Regions from separate parts of the Homo sapiens genome. Here region 1 is linked to region 2. Evidence: read pairs that join two places in POLR2A ChIA-PET (ENCODE). Cell type or tissue: MCF 10A. All regions are shown on one strand. Each heading gives the region's core, and the rest is flanking DNA. Links, peaks and the distances in the headings are about the cores only.

Region 1 (4,383 bases), core at 200-4,199, 560 kb before region 2:
CTAAATTTTCAAGCTTGGCTGCTTCTTTTCTTGAGCAAAATAAGCAGAACTTCTCTAGTCTGTGTCTAATAATTCCAACTTTGAAATCTTTGTGGATCGATTTCTACTGTTTATTATTTCTGCCGGTTCTTGTTCATGGTATCTCATTTCCTTGTTCCTATTTCTTCCTGGCTTCATGCTGGATGTTGTGTTTGAAAAACTACTCACAGGAATCATTTGTAATCTAACTTGCTGGTGCTTTTTTCCAGCGAGGACTGTCAATAACTGCCGTTAGGTGCTTGGGGGTGTTCACAGGTCAGGACAACTTAATCCCCAGACCACCCCTTGCTCACAACCTGGTTTGCAAGTTCACACGTGGATTTGTTTACTCTGGCTTACCTGAACCTTAAGGGGGAAGCCCTTTTGGGTCCCAGCTAAAAGTGGGGGATGATTGGCCGGTCTCCACCTGTGGAGAGCCTTAAGCTTTGACATTTTCCCCTTTGCCTCACGAGGCCTCCAAAATCACAGCTGAATTTTTTAGATATATTTTTCCAGGCCTGGGTTGGACCACAGGATCCTTCCTGTGAGAACCCCTAGAGATGCCTTCCTGCTCCTGTCCCCTTCCCTCTCCCTCCCCAAGGGTGCAGTTGGGGCAGAACCGGCATTACCCATGAACCCCACATTCCCCAGGTGGAGAATGGCAGCCAGCAGCTTGATGACGTCCCAGCTCTCGGAGTCGGAGAACTGGAGGATCTTCATGGCCGAGCGGATGTGGGCGTAGTCCTTGGCGTCGTTGAGCCCCTCACAGGAAGTGCAGTTCCCCTGAGGGACAGGGTGCCTCAGTGAATGGGGCCATCCCCTGCCCCACCACCTCCCTCCTGGGACCAGCAAGGCTGAGACACTGCACTTCATAGGCAATGGGTGGACCACGTAGGGTCCACGCTCAAAAACTCTTTTCAGAGGCAGAATCATGACACAGTAGCCACAGCATGATCAGGCCTTGCCACCAGCACCAGCATTTGGCCACTGTGTGACCTTGGCCAAGTCACACTTCTTCTCTGATCCTCTATTTGTCGTTCGTCCCTACTCGAGCTTGCCTTGTCTCTCTGGGGGACACTGTGGGTTTGTTCCTTTAAGAAACACTTTCCATGGCTCGCCATGGGCCAGGCCCTGTGCTGCGCATCCAGGGGGGCAGGCAGGGAGCCAGTGACCGTGCCATGGCCATTTGCCTGTTACAGGTGCCCAGACCACAGGGGCCGGGGCCAGCCCTATCGAGAGGTGGAGAAAGGCTTCTTGGAGGAGGTGCAGAGCTGGCCCCACCGCCTCTGAGGACAGAGGGCAGTTTAGGCAGAGGATGATGGGAGCAAGGCCACGAGGTGGGGAGGCAGGGACAGGGCTGCGGGGAGGCTGGGGTGGGTGTTGAGAAGGGAGAGGTCGGCAGAGGGGCAGATCTTGGAGGGACCTGGAAACCACATGGAGGAGTTTGGACTTCTACCCTACAAGCCGCAGGGGTCACTGCAGCAGTGCCATCCAAAGCATGACACTACAGTGCAAACCTTCCTACAGGAAGAGTGCTTTGGCTGCAGGGTAGATGACAGATTAGAGGTCAAGACTGGCGATGGGGGACCCATGAAGTCTAGGCAGGGGCTGGTGAAGGCCTTGGAGCAGTGGACCCAGGAGAGAGGGTTGCATGGGAGAGATCCCAGAGGCAGAATGCTCTGGGTCCACTCTGTGGTCAATAAACCAGGAGGCGCAGTTCTCCTGAGGGCCAGGGAGCCTCAGCTAATGAGCGATGGCTGTGGTGCCGCCCTGTCCTAGGTGGCGGGTGCAGCTGGGAGCACAGGAAGGGCTTTGCTTTCCTGGGGCCCGGGGCTTACGTTTTAGGGGGCCTGCAAGGACAGACAATTGGAGTGAAATCAGGAGCAGGAGGCATGTGGGCAACTCCCTGTGGCCCACTGGGCACCGGGAGCCTGTCATCCAGTGGGGACCAAAGGAAGATGAGGTCTGCGGGGAGGCCCCGGGTCCAGCCTGGGGCATGGGGTACATGTGACGGGGAAGCGGGAGGCACGCGGGCAAGGTGATTCCCAGCAGAGAGGGGCTGGCGAGGAGAGGCAAAGGGAACCAGCCCCGCCTCAGGGGCCCGGCCAGCGTTGGGCTTCTCTGCAGCTGTCGCGGAGGGTGGAGCGGCACAAGCTCTTTTTCCTCCCTTCCACTGGCTACTGGGAGGCGGCAGGTGGGCAGCTCACCATGGTCAGGTAGTGGTACTCGGAGGGCGTGCCCAGGCTCAGCAGCTGCTTGTCCTCAGCACTCACCCCCATGAGCATGCAGTAGAAGATATGGTAGTTCCGCTCCTCGGGAGCCTGGGAGGGAGGGAGGGCATTCCAGACAGATTCATGAGCCATTCCCCTGAGGCCTCAGGGCCTCAGACTGCCTCTGCCCAGCCCAGCCCTGGCCTCCGCTCCACATCTCTCAGCCAGGAGCAGCTCTGGCACTGACCCAGGGCCAGCCTGGCTTGGTTGCTGTCCCTGTCCCGGGCCTCCGCGGCTGTCTCATCCCTGCCCTGAGAACTCCATTTCCCTGCATCTTGACTGCTCCTCGAAGCCCTGACACTGCTGTGCCCAAAGTCTCCAGGCCAGGAGTGATGGCACAGAGTCGGGGCTCTCTTATAGTCCCACAGTCTTCACAGGCACTTAGTGGCCCACGAGAGATCTGACAGCCACGGGGCTCCCTAGGCCTTCAGTATTTTTTTTTTTTCCGAGAGAAGGTCTTGCTCTGTCACCCAAGCTAGAGTGCAGTGGTGCAATCTCAGCCCACTGTAGCCTCGAAGTCCTGGATTCAAGCCATCCTCCCACCTCAGCCTACCAAGTAGCTAAGATCACAGGCACACACCACCACGTCCGGCTAAGTTTTGTATTTTTTGTAGAGATGGGGTTTTGCCATGTTGCCTAGGGTGCCTTCTGTATTTTTTAAAACACTATTTATAAATGCATTCTCATACAAATCAAACAATCTGAAGCATATGCAGTAGTGTTAAAAGATGGGAGTCTCAGTTGGGCTGTAATCCCAGCAGTTTTGGGAGGCTGAGGCGGGAAGATTACTTGAGCTCAGGAGTTTGAGAGCAGCCTGGGCAATATAGTGAGACCTCACCTCTACAAAAAATAAGAAAATTAGCTGGATGTGGTGGTAAACACCTCTAGTCTCAGCTACTCAAAAGGCTGAGGTGGGAGGATCAAAAACAAAAAAATGAGAGCTCCTTTCCATCCTGCCTTCCCCTTTCTTAAATCCCCTCCTCCCCGCCCCAGAACCTAGACATGTTTTTAAAAAAACATTTACTTATAGTATATCTATAAATAGTTATCTCTTTTCTTTTCTTTGTTTCTTTTTTTTTACACAAAACATATTTGTGGTTCTGCTACTTCCTTTTTTTTCACCTAAACATATCTCTTGGTGATCCTTTACATTGACATGGACAGACCGCCTCCTCTGTAGTATAGATATGCCGTAATTTTAAATTCTTTCTCTTTTCTTGGGCAGGCCTTGTTTCTCACCTGCTTTAGAAATTTCCTGCCCATTTCAGGGTATCATTTTGGGTGACAAGTTCTATGAACTCAGCAACCACTATATCAAGAAATAGGAGCTTCCAGACAGGGCAGAGAGACTCTGCCATCTGCTGGCTCTGTGACCCTGGACAAGGGGCCGAACTTAACTGGACTCAGTTTTCTCATCTGTACAATAGGGATAAAGAGACCTACCTCTCATGGTTGTGAAGGTCAAATGAGATAAAACAGGAAAAGTATAGCACCAGGTCGGAGGGTCACTAAATGTGACCTTCCTTCTCAGCTTGTCACAGTGCGGAGGCATCTGTCCCTCTCACACAGCCACAGCCCCTCTGTTGGTGGCATTCTCCCCTCTGGACCCCTTCTGTGTGTGTGCACTCATTTGCACACATGCATGTGTTAGGTGTTATGCCATCATACGAGAGCACCCCCTTACACTCACACACACACACAGGTGCATTAATTCTGCTGTTGTGGGTGCCATGTGTTGGGATTCCTACCATTTGGGACTGGCTACATGATCGCCCAGTGCAAAAGGAAACCATGGGCCCTCTTGCTAAAAAGCTAGTAAGAATTTCAAGGTGGCAATAGCAGAGCATGAAACCAAGCATGGGGCCCCCTGAGCACAGGGCCTGGTGTGACAACACAGGCCACATGCCACTGTACTTCCTGGCCATGTGGTATTTGGGATACTGTCATCTGTGTCTTTCTGCCATGTCCCCTAACATACCTGAAGATACGGCCCACCCAACTAGCCTAGTCTCAGAATTAATTCTAGTAGGGATGAGGAATGGTAGGCACCAAAGAAAGAAGAAATGTATGTGAATGGAAAATTCAAAATGGAGAA
Region 2 (4,383 bases), core at 75-4,074:
CGCTAGGGTAGGATGTGCTTCCACAAAAGGGCTGGGCCCAAGAACGTCCCATCCACTGCAAGCTACAAGGTGCAGGGGTAGAAGCGGCCCAGATGGAATTCCTATGGGGCTGCGGAGGGGAGAAGGCTGACCCTGAGAATGAGGGCCAGAGAGGAGGGTGAGCGCGGCCCCTCTTCCAGGCAGGAAGCCCTGCTGGACGCCCGCGTGGTGGTCCCCGAGACTCGCTCAGGGCCACGTGGGAGGAGAAGCTGCAGCCCACGCGTGAGGAAACTGGGACGTCGCTTTGCGCACGTGGACAGTGGTGGTCTCCAGGCGCTCCGGCTGTGGCCCCTTCAGAAGCACCTGCCAAGACACCTGTGGCTCCGGGCATCTGGAGAACCACGGCCCAGAAGGAGCCTACTGTTGGGGAGGGTGGGCCTGGGGCCACACACCCGTAGCTCCCTCTGGGGGTAGAGACCAGAGCTGTCCTCTCGCACCCGCACCCGCACCCGCACGCTCTCCCTCAGCAGATAAACCCTGCGCGGGCACGTCCTCAGGGCTGAGGCTGGCAGCCAATTCCATCTCTCTCTAGGGTCTCTTCTCCCAGGCCTTTCTCTCTGGAGACCTCTGGGTTAGGGGGGCCAGAGTTCCCAGGACCAAGCAGCTGCTGTGGTTTCCACTGGGTCCTGCTCTCCTTGTACCCCTCCCTCTGCCTCCCACCTCGGCCTGTTCCCTAAGGCTGCTCCCGCGGGACCCTGTTGTCCAGCCCCAGCTCTGTGCTGAAGGGGGCTCAGGCAGCCCCTCTCATGTTTGTGGCCCTACCCAACACTCTGCCCTGGAGGGTCTTCAGAACCCCTTTGTTGGCGCAGAGGAGCCCACGCTTGCCTCCCCTCACCCAGGATCCCCTTGTCCCGGGAGGGCCACCCCACAGACCACTCACTCTTATCCCTCCCTCCAGACCCCCACACATGGAGGCACAGGAGAGTCCCAGGCCAGCCCAGCCATGCCATGGAGCACAGTGCTGCTGTGCCCACTTGGGTGCAGGGGTTTTATTTGGAAGGTGATCCCAAAGGAAGCAGGAGAGAGGAAATGGGGCAGAGGGCAACAGGAAAGGAGGCAAGAACAATATAAGGTAGGAATTTGAGGTCACCACTGTGGGCAATGGGGCCACTTCCAAGGATTGTTCCCTGAAAGGCCAGGCGCCTTCTACCAGGTCCCATCCACCACTGGTTGGGGTGGGCCCCAGGAGGCATCAAAGACTTGGGGAAGGTGCACAGACTCATAGCTGTTCCTGCTCATTCCTTAGGTCTCAGAGCCTCCTCCACCTGGCCGAGACCTGGAGTGCCCACTCTGCACTTGGAGCTTCCTCATGCTGGGTTGTTTCCAAACGTGAGCACCTGTAGATGGGATCACAGGTCTTCCCTCACCTTCCTCTTGTCTCCACCGTAGTTCACGGTCTGGCACACAGATTGGCCCGCATCAGGCCTGCAGTAACTGCTTTTCAGATAAAAGTGTTAACTCACAGAGGACAAACGCTTTTCTTCTCTTTTGCCAACTCTTATTAGTCAGTAGTGGCTACTTGGAGGAATGTGTTAGGTGAGATTCTGAGGCTGGATTCAGGTTTGGCAGAGAAGAGTGTCTGTCATGGAGGGCCATGGTGGTGGCAGCACTCATGTCCCCGCTGACATTTCTCAAAGTTAGACTTTCTGTAAAGGGAGGCAGTTTTTTAGACACTAGAATATCTTAGGACTTGTCTAAGGAATCAGCGCAGTCTAGTGAACATGCTTGGAATGTAGGTTTTTGTGACAAAGGGAAGAAGCCCCTTACAATGGTGATTGCCTATTAGATTCTAGAAACTGTGCTAGGTATTTGATATGTTTTCTCATTTAATCTCCATAGTATCCCCAGAAGTTCATGTTATTTCCGTTTTTCTTGATGACTAAGTTGAGACTCAGAGATGTTGAGTAAATGTTACCCAAGATCACACAGTTATGAAGCCGATGTTCTCATCACATCACATCACTTGCAGGCAAGAGGTTTCCTTGCAGGCAAACCTCTGCAAGCACGAGCATGAGACCAGTCAGCAGTCTGGGGAGTGTACGTGGAGAGTTTACTCTATTGCACACAATGACATAAACAGGGGCAGAGAGACCCAAACACTGCAAGTGCCAAGAGAAAAGATAATTTAGGCTGAGCTGGTGATCAGAGAAAGCTTCCTGGAGGAAGCAGAGCATGAGGAGAGCCTAGAAAGGAGAAAAATGGTTGGCATCTGGGTAGCAAGAGAGTAAGGGATGGACATATTGGGGGGGGCACAGCCCTGGTCAGAGGGAGATAGCCCTGGGAATCAGACAGGCATGTTGGTGACCAGTGTGGATGGCCTGAAGGTTGGTGGAGGAGCTGAGCCTCAAAGCACAGATGGTTGGGGACCTGCAGAACCGGATTTAGTAGCAAGACAGAGCTGGAGCAGACAGAGAGGCAGTGTGGTGGCTGCAGGGTTTAGAGGCATTCATCAGGGAGTACCACCTGCAGATATGGGATGAAAGGACAGGAGCCTCAGCAAGGGCTCTTGTGAAGGGTGTGGTGGGCTGGGATGTGTTTTCACCCACACATACATGCCTACCTCCCTGAGCCCTCCTAGGTAAGGGAGCTGTGACCTTGCACAGGCCAGGTGAACTCCTCTAAAGGCTGATGCTTCCTGAACTGCGAGGGTGGAAGTTACTTTCAGCTCCCTGCATTCATTGTTAACTGAGGAGGATGCTAACCGGGGCTGTTGTTTACATCAGATAATAGTCAATAAACCCCATGAGGGAGCCTGCAGTGTGGCCAGCAGGGGAAGTCACCAGCCTGTGGGGGCTCCACGGTGGGCCCAACCTACCACTTTAATTTCATACTTCTGTAGAGTGATTTCTTGAAGCCTTCTTAAGTGACTGCCTAAAGCCCTAGTCACAGAAGGTGTTTCAGCTGCCAGTGGCCAAAATCCCAACTCGAGCAGCTTTTCAGGAGCAGGGGATTGATTTGCCTGGGTGTTAGGCTCAGTTCCCTAGTTCCCACGTCCATTCTATGTGAGTCTCTTGGCTCTGCTTTCTTCTCCATGCTGGGAGCCACCCTCAGGCTGGCCTTGAACTCCTGACCTCGTGATTCGCCCACCTTGGCCTCCCAAAGTGCTGGGATTACAGGTGTGAGCCACTGTGGTATCACCTTTAACTCAAAACAGTCAATATGCTGTAGCAACGTATTTTGGGGTGGCATGTTCTTTTTTTGGGGGGTGGGAGGGGCTGTTTCTCTGTTGTCCAGGTTGGAGTGCAGTGGTACAACCATGGCTCACTGCAACCTCAACCTCCTGGGCTCAAGCGATCATTCTGCCTCAGCCTCCCAAGTAGCTGAGACCACAGACACACACCACCACGCCTGGCTAATTTGTGATGGCATGTTCTTAACTCCTTCACTCTCTTTGCTTCTCCACCTCTCTGCTGCTGTCTCTGCCACTGTGTTTCTCTGTCTCTTTGTGTCGCTTTGTGTCTCTGTCTCTTAGTCTCTCCCTGTCTCTTTCTCTCTTATCTATCTCTCTCAGTCTCTCTGCCTCTCAGTCTGTCTCTTTCTCTCTCTGTATGCATGCATCTCTCTCAATCTCTCTTTCTCTCTGTATCTGTCTCTCTGTCTCCCAAAAACACACACTCGCTTTCTCTGCTCGTCCACACGTGTGGGCACACATGGCTGCCCAGCCCAGATACGACTCACTTCCTAGGACATGTTTAGCAGAACTAGAATAGAGCACACAAGCTGGGTAGACTAATGTTAGCAGTGAGAAGAACTCGGGAAACATGCTGCTTGGATTTTGACCCCCAGTCTAGCACTTACTAGCTGTACACGTGTTACCTATTAATGACTTCTCTGACCAAGTGGTGAGAACAATAGCACTTATCTCACAGGGGTTTTGTGATGATTAAATTACAACAGTAATTTAAAAGAGAACCCGGCAGTGGTTAAGTACACTGATAATGTTCACAAATCTTATTCTTATTCTTCACCTTCTTGACATTGTTGTTGCCATCTCTGAGTTCCAATGTCAGTTTCTGAGAATCAGAGTCTGAGTGGCTCAGGTTATACTGGACTGTATGTTTGGTATATTTGGTGCAATTGGCTGAACAAAAGCCAGCACTGGAGAGCCACCATGGCCCACCCAAGAGCATGGGGGGGTGGAGTGGGGAGACAGGTGGACCTCCGGAAAGGCAGGGATGGGTTGAACGGCAAGCCAAAGATGGCTCTGAGAGCCAGGGTCACCAATCATCCCAGTTTGCCTGGGACTGAGGGGTTTCCCTGGAAATGAGACTTTCAGTGCCAAAATAAAGAAAGTCCTGGGAAACTGGGAGGGTTGGTCACTCTATAAGTCAAAACTGATTTTGA

The links. ChIA-PET counts read pairs that join two places held together with the same protein. Peaks named below come from ENCODE experiments on the same cell type or tissue, not always from the same donor. Only the 100,000 strongest peaks of a DNase experiment are listed, where the experiment ranks them.
Region 1: POLR2A ChIA-PET joins it to region 2 with 5 read pairs; 1 of 35 experiments calls an interaction of 5 or more read pairs at or near these places.

The regions. Positions count from the first base shown.
Region 1 is chr2:127,574,551-127,578,933 of GRCh38, reverse strand. It overlaps MYO7B (myosin VIIB), which reads right to left. Exons shown (of 48, transcript NM_001393586.1): 8 at 2,226-2,339; 9 at 648-801. Among named protein-coding and RNA genes, the nearest start is that of MYO7B, 41 kb to the right of the region's middle. RefSeq lists enhancers at 679-728, 777-1,330. In MCF 10A, for the core only: no CTCF peak of the experiment used is centred there; a DNase peak (open chromatin) is centred at 2,403.
Region 2 is chr2:127,012,460-127,016,842 of GRCh38, reverse strand. No RefSeq gene overlaps it. Among named protein-coding and RNA genes, the nearest start is that of BIN1, 93 kb to the left of the region's middle. In MCF 10A, for the core only: no CTCF peak of the experiment used is centred there; a DNase peak (open chromatin) is centred at 2,002.